Linked DNA regions of Homo sapiens: region 2 is linked to region 1. Evidence: chromatin contacts called from ENCODE Hi-C or POLR2A ChIA-PET data. All regions are on one chromosome and are shown on one strand. The core of a region is the stretch at or near the end of the contact, and the rest is flanking DNA. Distances in the headings are between cores, read along the strand shown.

What was found. A loop is a pair of places that touch in the nucleus more often than their neighbours do. ChIA-PET counts read pairs that join two places held with the same protein, here RNA polymerase II (POLR2A). Pooled maps may share reads with other maps.
Region 2: a map of chondrocyte shows a loop between it and region 1 (2.1-fold over the local background). The contact joins the promoter of TTC8 here to the enhancer-like site in region 1. A Hi-C loop is called at or near these places in 1 of 168 maps with a recorded cell type or tissue (chondrocyte), 2 of 37 single-sample maps with no recorded cell type and 4 of 50 pooled maps. POLR2A ChIA-PET finds 5 or more read pairs at or near these places in 1 of 52 experiments (PC-9).

Annotation. Positions count from the first base shown.
Region 1 is chr14:88,610,595-88,615,433 of GRCh38, reverse strand. ZC3H14 (zinc finger CCCH-type containing 14) reads right to left here. Exons shown (of 17, transcript NM_024824.5): 16 at 4,494-4,600; 17 at 1-3,689. The coding sequence ends at 3,683. EML5 (EMAP like 5) reads left to right here. Exons shown (of 44, transcript NM_183387.3): 44 at 1-3,003. Among named protein-coding and RNA genes, the nearest start is that of ZC3H14, 50 kb to the right of the region's middle. Within about 2 kb of position 1,798, at least 6 of the 41 ENCODE cell types and tissues checked have a DNase peak (open chromatin) inside an H3K27ac peak, as active enhancers do.
Region 2 is chr14:88,821,483-88,826,182 of GRCh38, reverse strand. TTC8 (tetratricopeptide repeat domain 8) reads right to left here and starts at 1,532. Exons shown (of 15, transcript NM_144596.4): 1 at 1,362-1,532. The coding sequence starts at 1,475. RefSeq lists an enhancer at 1,521-1,880.

The DNA.
Region 1 (4,839 bases), core at 549-3,048:
TAATGTTTATATTTTATTTTCAAGGTTCATTGTTTAATGAAATATTTTATTCTTGCATTTCCATAAGGAAAGGGAAAGTCATGATCATCCTAAAGGATCACAGTTTTTAAAAGGCAAACATTTTCCCTAAGGAAACAGACACAAGCTTTCCTAGAGAATATGATGTTTTTTAGGCATTAATAAGGTCCTTTTTTATAAAGGACACTTTTCTCCTAGTAGTTTTGAATTCAGGAACAGATCCAAAGTTAGCAGTATATGGCTGCTACATTTCCATTTTCATTTTCGAGCCATCAGTTTATGTTCAGATGCCATCTCTGTAATCGCACATTTAAAACATAACTGTAGCCTCACTAATGGAAAAGTAGTATGATGAACAATCATTCCCAATGGTGTACAATGTAAGGGTTTTAGGGAGCAACAGTATTTAACTGGAAGAAAGAATTGCATATTTAATGTAGTCTAATATATACACATTTGTTTAACATGTAAACAAAAGTGTTAAATTCACATATACAACATTATACAATTTAATCACTCTTGGAATAAAATTTTTATAGCCTTTTTTCTATTGGGAAAATTTGTTTAGATGTGTGCCACTCCATAGGTTTATTTCCAAAATGAATGAGCCCAACTCCATTTGTAAAAACTTGTCAGTTAGAATTCCTTTTTTTAGTGGATTAGGGCTGAATTCTTAGATCCTTATTTCTTTTCACTTTAAATGCTGCCAAAGATCACTACTCATCATTCAGGAATTCGCTGTCTAGCCTATCTGTAGTTTCCTGAAGATTGAAAATTATGTAGACTGCTATTTAAAAATATATTTTTCTAAGTGTGAGGTTTAAGATGCTGTATTGACCCTATGAGTTTTTAATGTGTTAATTATCTTTATAGCATAATAGATCGCTTTAGGTTCCTGGAATCCCATTTGGTCTGACAGGATATATGAAGATTCTTAATACCTATTTTCTGTGTCTAATACTTGGTTAATACTAAAAATAGAAATGACTAAATTACATCACAGAAAGCATAACCAGTGATTGAACCTGGTAGTTTTAAAGCTCTAAATAGCTGTGGCTGAAGGACTGATTATGGGGCTAAGAAGCTTGAAACGTAAGTTGGTACTTGTTCATCAGTGGATTCTCCTAAATTAAGCCAAATTTTGAAATACATGACTATTAAGTTTCTACTCATGTATTTACAGTCAGTCAATAAATTAAAGGAGGAAAAAAATCCCTGAACAACCTGCCCATAAAAAGAAAAATACTCTACATTTGAGCCTGCTGCAGTTTTAAATTTTCCCTCTGGGTCAAGTTTGCCAGCTTTTGGCTACAGAGAAATTATATTTCCATTACAGTGCAGGTAGAAACTCTGTAACCTTAAGCATGTAAACTACATAGAATAAAACTGTTTCCACTGCATTTCTGTCCTTCAAAGTGGCCAACCTGATTAAGTCAGCCTTAATCACTGCTGCTGTCAGTTTCACGACTAAAGGTCATATTGACTAAGTAGTCATCAGCTGACCACCTCGCTGTATCAGCCAGCAACGAGGGGAAGGTGAAGAAACATGATAGGCCATATAGAATCTGCCCTATGTTTACTTTTTTAACCCAGATAATTATTTTTGTGTGCAGTATCTAAGCTCCTGATTGTGTAACCTGGGACTTCTGGCACCTTTTGTTCCATTCATTTTATGTATAAAATGCATGCCAAAGCACACTGTGCCCTCTGGTACCCTTGCTTCCAATCGCCAACCATGCTCATTTCCTTCCTTTTTTTGTGGTCCCTTTTTGTGGTGATCATTTTAAACCACGTCATCCAACAAATGTTTTATGGTCAACCTTAGCTTGTTCATAAGCCATAGCAACTGAAAGATTAAACTCTTAAATATGTGTCTGGGCAGTGGCTATTAAATAGCAAAAAACAATCAGATTTTAGTATTTTATTATTTCCTTGTAAAATGGCTGAACTAAATTAAACCCTTGTTTCCCATTTGTTCTATAATTTATAGTGAAACTGAGAACAAAACTATCTTTATAAATGATAGCTAAAAGTATTTCCAGATATTTAAACAATTTAAAATAAATTTCTTCTGCAGAGATGCAAAGCATCTCAACACTGGAATGAACAAATGCCTTAAATTCAATGGAGTAAACCTTTAGAATGAAGAGGAACTGTCATTTCACCCAAGCCGAAGACAACAGCCTTATGCACTTGTGTGCTCTGTCTTTGCTGCTTCTCGTGTTTCAAGCCTTTCCTGTGGGATCAGCACAGCAAAGTGCAACTTACCAAATGGTTTAATGACTGGTTAATTCTTTCTTCTCCCAATGGAAAAGCAATGGCAACACAACAGTAGACTGCTGGCTTGACAATCTTAAACGTGAGCCTTTGCACATGTAGGTTTATCATCATTTGAGTATACGACTAAGCAAGTCAATGAACTTTTTTTTTTTTTTTAGCAGTTTAATTTGGTCCTGAGAATGTTGCAGTCTTTATTACCCCTTTTGCATTAATCCACTTTTCTAACCACCTTTTAAGCTTTAATTTTTAACACTATACACCAAGTCTTTGAAATCAGTGATCTGTTATTTAACTCTAAAGCATTTGACACTTCTTGCCTTAACAGTTTTAAAAACCACACACAAAAAAACTCTGTAAGTAATACAGTAGGCCAAAAGTTTCATCCTATCTATCTTGCAGTTTACCTATCTGATCTGATCTCTGTAATTATAGTTCTGTCATTTAAAATATACTATTTAAATCTAATTTTTACATTTCAAAAATTATCTTCAGTAGTAACTAAGTATATTTTCTGTGGATTCTGAGAATGTTATTTTTCAGAATGTGAGAATATATATGTACATTTATAATCTTGTGACTTTAAAGTCTGTTTTCAGATACAGTATGTAAATACTTGTAAAAAAATTTGTATAATTTTGTGATAATGTAGTTTCCCAAAAAAATTATTTAGAAGGCATTATGTTATTAGTAAATGAGAGCACTGTATAGAACTGTTCCTATTTTCTGCACTTGCCATTCCAGCTGCCTCCACTGTCCATACCCACCTCATTCATCCTGTCACAGAAGGCAGGAAAACTGGGAACTTTACCAAAGTAGCACTCAGCCTGAGAGGCCTGTATAATCATGCTTTTCAAACTAAATTCACTTAAAAATTAAAAAGCAGAATTGAATATTTTAAGCAGCCTCAGTACCTTTGGCCAATGCTGTTTTCATGGTGGATTATGAACATTATATAATCTTTGGGAAAAGTGAAAGTAGTACAATTTTTAGAATAATGACAACTGCCTCACTGCATCTCTCCACTCACACAGCAACCGTGTAGCCCCCTAAGCTGCAGTACCATGACTAACCATGATGTCAATTTCATATGCTGATCCTCACAACAGCAGTGCACAAACATGCCCCAAATATTTTAACAGAATTTAGCTCTTCCTTAAGCTGTCTTTTCATAGTAAAAACAAAACAAAAACACCCAATGTTAAAACCACATAATAAACTTACAAACTTGAAAAATTAGACACTTCAGATAGATAGGCAATAAAACTTCATATTATGAAAGCAATATATTCCAAGTTTCAAAGATTTGACAAGTTCTGTAGAGTATCTTTCATCAGTACATGAAAACTTCCAAACTGCATGATCTTCTGCCAGGCAGGACTGGGTGCTATTCGCTGAATGAACAGAACCAAAAATTGTTTTAATTATCTGCTTTGTATCCATATATACCATATATCTCAGTTTAAAAAGTTGACTAGTTTTAAGCAATAAATATTTGGTCATAAGATTACAATATAAATGGCAGATTTTTAAAAATAATTCAATTATGTCAGGTAGATAAAAGATAATACCATATGTAATTAAATTTTCTGGCCACACTAAAATATTTTGAAACTTCCTTTCAGTATCTCCCAGTTGCTAATGTCGAAGAAAATGGATGTGAAATTCAAGTACAGTACACATATATATACTCCTGCTGGCCTTAGTATATGTTTGCGTAGTATATAATGAGAAGTTAAAATCTGGCTGGGTGTGGTGGCTCATGCCTGTAATCCTGGTACTTTGGAAGGCCACGGTGGAAGGATATCGCTTCAGCTCAGGAGTTCAAGACCCCATCTCTACTTAAAATAAAAAAAATTAGCCAGGTATAGAGGCACACGCTTGTAGTCTCAGCTACAGGTGGGAGGATGGATTGAACCCAGGGGTTTGAGGCTGCAGTGAGCTATGATAGTGTGACTGCACTCCAACCTGGGCAACAGAGCAAGATAATCTAGGTTAAAAAAGTAACCACTGGATAATGTAAAATTTAGCCCATGTAGTAAATTATTTTGCCAAAGGAGCCTTCTATAATTAAACAGCAAAGAAAAAAATTCAAAGTAACAGTCTAGTTTCCAATTTTGTGTGCTTATAAATTTAGAAACTGCAAATTAGAAAAAAGAATTTGAACTGACATGAGAAAAACGAATTTGAATGTTTACCTGGTTTGAGGTCGAATCCATTTCAAGGCATGTCGTGGTGGGACATTAATGGTGGGATGGTAGAATGTGCAGTCCGGTCTTGTACATTGAGTGTTAAACCTACAATGCTGAATAGAGATAACAGAGCTTCAACAATATCCACAAGGCTAATATAAGTAAACACATTATTTTATTATTTGAGACAGGGTCTCACTCTGTCACCCAGGCTGGAGTGAAGTGGCATGACCTCTTGCCTCAGTCTCCCGAGTAGCTGGGACTACAGGCGTGTGCTACCAAGCCTGTTTTTTTTTTTTTTAAGAGATGGGGTCTCTTAAATGTTGCCTAGGCTGGTTTCAAACTCCCGGGC
Region 2 (4,700 bases), core at 283-2,782, 210 kb before region 1:
TCCCGTCTCTACTAAAAATACAAAAAAATTAGCCAGGCTTGGTGGCACGTAACTGTAGTCCCAGCTACTCGGTAGTCTGAGGCAGGAGAATCGCTTGAACCTGGGAGGCGGAGGTTGCAGACAGCCGAGATCGCGCCGTGCCACTGCACTCCAGCCTGGGCGACAGAGCGAGACTCCGTCTCAAAAAAAAATAAAAAAAAATAAAAAAAATTTAAAAAAACCTTGGAAAAATGCTTGTCTACAGAAATATAGTCCTATTAATTAATGTGAACTAACAACAGAACCTAGCTTTGTATTACCACTAACGTAGGCTGTTCTAAGAGAGATGTACTATCTGAAAGACAAAATGTTCATCTCAGCAGGTTATCATCCATCATCCATTTGCTGGGAGCTAAGGCAGAGCCTAGTAACAGCATTCACACTCAGGCCTCCGCTTTTGTAACTCCCTTCAATTTTCCATTTTTTCTAACATCTCCAAGGCAACACCACTAGAGGAAAAGCTAGGGAACTAGAACTACGTAGGTATATTCCGCACTTACTAAAAGCACTGACAAACTGCCGCAGCGCTACTTCTGTTCTCCCATTTTCTCCTTTTTTGCCTATTCCAGGAGCCACCTGCCCACCAGAATTGTACCGCTCACGTACATTGTATACTACCTTTTCCACTCGCTATACACATTACTCTAGTTTAAGTTCTCTTTTCATCAATGCCATCATTCCTTCTTGTAAGGAGCCTTTCTTTCCCATTTCTCCCTCCTACAATTAGAGCTTCCCTTGCCTAGGTAATTTTTTAAATAATGAATGTATCTTTCTCCCTCCTAGATTCTCATTCTTCTAATTTGCATATTTGCCTCAAGCTAAACTCATGGCCTCCTTCACTCTTGGACAACAGTCTAAAGATGAGGTGGGAGGATCACATGTTCGATCCAAAAGGAAGAAGGCAGCTATGTTAACAGGAGGTGGAGAGTCACAGATCTTTGTTTATGCATATTTTTTAGAAATTAACAACGCACACGCTGAGAGCTTAAAGCCCATCAATATGCAAGTATAAACGAATTATCAAAGTTCCTCGTCAAGTAAAGTTCAGGGCTCTCATTCTGGGACACGTATAGGGGAGGGGAGGCTGAAAATTGTGAGGAGGGGGCGGTCATGGCACAGAACTTGCTATCCCCGTGGACGTGGCGGACAGCGGACCCGCTAGTCACAGCTCCACAAGGTCTCGCTCCGGGCGCCTCCGAGGGCCGAACGGTCAGCCCCGCCTCGGGCCTTCCTCCCCGGCCTCCCAACCCGGGGCTGGGATATGCCCCAGACCCCGCAGCCTCAGCGTCAGGATGCACAGGCTGACGGGAGCTGGCCGGTACCTGGTCATAAGGGGACTTCTCCAGCATCTGCGTGCATAGATCGGCGCAGAGCTGGAACTTCCTGCGCCTAAAATAGCTCCAGGCCAGGAGCAGCGGCTCCATCTCCGAGCTCATGGCTGCCGGTGCGGCCAGCGAAGGCCCAGCGCTCCAGGAGAGAGGTGGGCGTGGAGTGAAGAGCTGGCGGCGTCCGACTCTGCCCGGCAACCCGCGACGGCTGGGGCCTTGTCCGAGAGGTGCCCGCAGCGCGCCTGAGAACAGGAAAAAGAAAAACAACCGCAAGCAGAACTCGGCTACAGGGCTTGCCTAAACTTGGTTGGAAAAAGATGTCTACTTTTAAAGGCTACAGGTTTCATTGATTTTGAAAAGAAGGCACCGCGGCTAAACAAAAAGGTAGTGAGTTAGACACCTGCCCCTGGGGTCCCCCACCCTCCCAGGAGGCGCAGCTGCCTAGCAACCGAATGCTCTGCCTGCCCTGCAGGTCCGGAAGAGTCCCTGGAGTTGATCTCTGTCTGGTGTCTGTCCTACTTCTTCCATTCGCTCGTTTCCATCCCTTTCGCTTTACCTTCCGATTCTAGAAATACAAACAAGTAAACAGCTTCCACAGTACCATCCACCCATCAAGACCTAAAGTCCTAAATCCTGAAATTGTCCGCTGTTTCTCGAGGTCCTTCCCACCGAATCTCAACATCTGAACTGCAAGTGGTTTGCTTTTACTCATTTTACAGATGAGAAACTGAGATAGACTCAGAGAAGAGAAATTATTAAAATTGCATTGAGTTAGGGAGCTGGAACTGCAATCTGGTTGACTACAAGTTGCTAATACATTTGTTAATTCGACTCACATGGTGATTCCGGATTGTAAATTGGTGACAGTTTTACCAAACTAGATAATGTGTGCAAAATAATAATAATAATAATAATAATAATAATTTTTAAAAGCTTTGTGAAACATCGTCTCCTGGCACTTGCTGTTTGGCAAGGGTTTACTTGTGCAGAGTGATTTCTTCAAACACAATTCTGACTTTTCTCTAGAAATTTGCACAGATGACAAATATGCTTAAAATTGCAATGGTTATGAAAAGAGAGGTGTGACCGGCTAAATCCAGGTAGGCTTTTCTCAAACCACTGGGGTCTGAGAAAACATTAGACATTCTATTTAATCCACATATTTATATTTTTCATAGGTATTAAAATGAAACTTATGCTTCTAAACTAAGAAATTTATTGTTACCTTTTATTCTCTACTAAGCAGTCTTTCTTGAATTGTTGTATTTTGGAAGTCAGTAATTATCAGGATTGTCATTGTTACAGTTAAGTGTATTGTCATTAGTCTATTTGTGTTCTCCTGGAACTGCCGGTAGAAATGTAATCTCCCTAAAGGTCCTAATGAAGCAGCCCATGGTTTCTGAGTGTCAAATTTTTAAGAACGCACATGCCGACAATTGACAATTGGGCTCAATATTTCACAGCGTCTTTTTGTTTTCTGGTACACTGTAAGCAGATTACTATGTAAGTGATTTTCAACCCTACTAGAGAAAGTGAAGCACAGAGAAACCCTTTAAAAGGGTCAGTTTCACAAATGATGCTAGATCTCAGTTCATAGATCCTTATCTTTTACTCTCTAGCATATAGTCAGATGTTCTAAATAAACTTTTTTAAAGAATAGTTTTCGATTTACAGAAAAGTCACAAAAATAGTAGACAGTTCCCATATACCCAGTTTCTCTATTGTGTGAGATGTTGACATTTGTTTTAGTGTAAGATGATACATTTGTTACAACTAAGGAATCAACAATGGTACATTACTATTAAATAAACTCCACAGTTTATTTGGATTTCAGTAGTTTTCCCTTAATGTTATTTCTCTATTCCAGGATCTCACTTAGGGTACCACATAACATTCGGTTATCATGTCTCCTTCACCTCCTCTGACACTGTGGCAGTTTTTTAGACATTCCTTGTTTATGATGACCTTGACAGTGTTGAAAAGTGCTGGTCAAGTATTTTGTAGAATATCTGAGAAGTTCTTAAAAATAGAGATGTCCCAATTCCAGCCCTAGAAATATTGACTTAAATTGTTTGAGGTAGGACTGGGGCATCGGTTTTGTTTTTTTAAGTGTCTCAGGTGATTCTGATGGGTAGCCAGGATTAATCACCCACTACATTGAGTTCTAGTCATGTATCTATTGAGATTATTGCCAACTTCCTACAGAGAAACACTATTTACATAAGTGGGGAAATAAACATGCCAATAAACATATAAATAAATGTGGAACAAATGAGGCATTAAAATATTTTAGTAGCATATAATGTGTGTTAACTTCTTTCAGAAGGCTGTTTTTTTCCTCTCACAAAAGTCAAATGAATGAGGAAAATTGTAGGATATTTAGTAAATTACAGGATGTTAAACATGTCCAAATGTAGCATAAAATGTGTCTTTAAAAGGATATAAAAATATGTTATTTTTAATATCATGTAAATATGTTTATGGTTCATTGATTTTATGAATTTATAGACAGACTTACATTTTTTAATAATATCTAACTGATAAAGCAGAAACCATTTTTTTAAAGATATGCTAGTAATAGGAAGAATAGACAATGTAACAATTCCTGGTGAAGGGAATAGATAAGAGTTACTAGGACCATTTTCCTCCTAGAGAAAGTGAAGCACAGAGAAACAAGCCCTTTAAAAGGGTTAGTTTCACAATCGATGCTAGATCTCAGTTCATAGATCCTTATCTTTTACTCTGTAGCAACTAGATATTTCTTTAGGTTAATCAGTCTTAAATCAAATACCTAAGGTAATTTAACTTTAAATGCCAAAGTTTAAATTTTCTTAAATGTTAAATTGGAATTATTCTGCACATTTAACCCAAAAGAAAAACAAAAGGCATAAAATGAGATATTTTCTTGGTCAACAAGTATTTGCCCGGGCTCTGTGCTTGGTGGTAAGAATGCAGAGATCAACAAGACAGATCTCCTGGCCGGAGAGTACTTATACACAAAGAGTAATTAGCACGAAGAGCACTGGACTTAAGGTTAGATTTAGCAGCCGTGTTTTCTCAGGCAAATTAGGAATCAGTTTAGGATGATGATTAAGAAGTGGGGTCTGAGGCCGGGCATGGTGGCTCAGGCCTATAATCTCAGCACTTTGGGAGGCCAAAGGCAAGGAGGACCACTTGAGCCTTGAGCCCAGGAAGTCAAGGCTGCAGTGAGCCATGAGCATGCCATTGCACTCCAGCCTGGCAGCAGAGCAAGACCCTGTCACTAAAAAAAAAAAAAAAAAAAAATTGGGCTCTGGGGCCAGATGTTTTGTATTTGAAACCTGACTTTTTCAT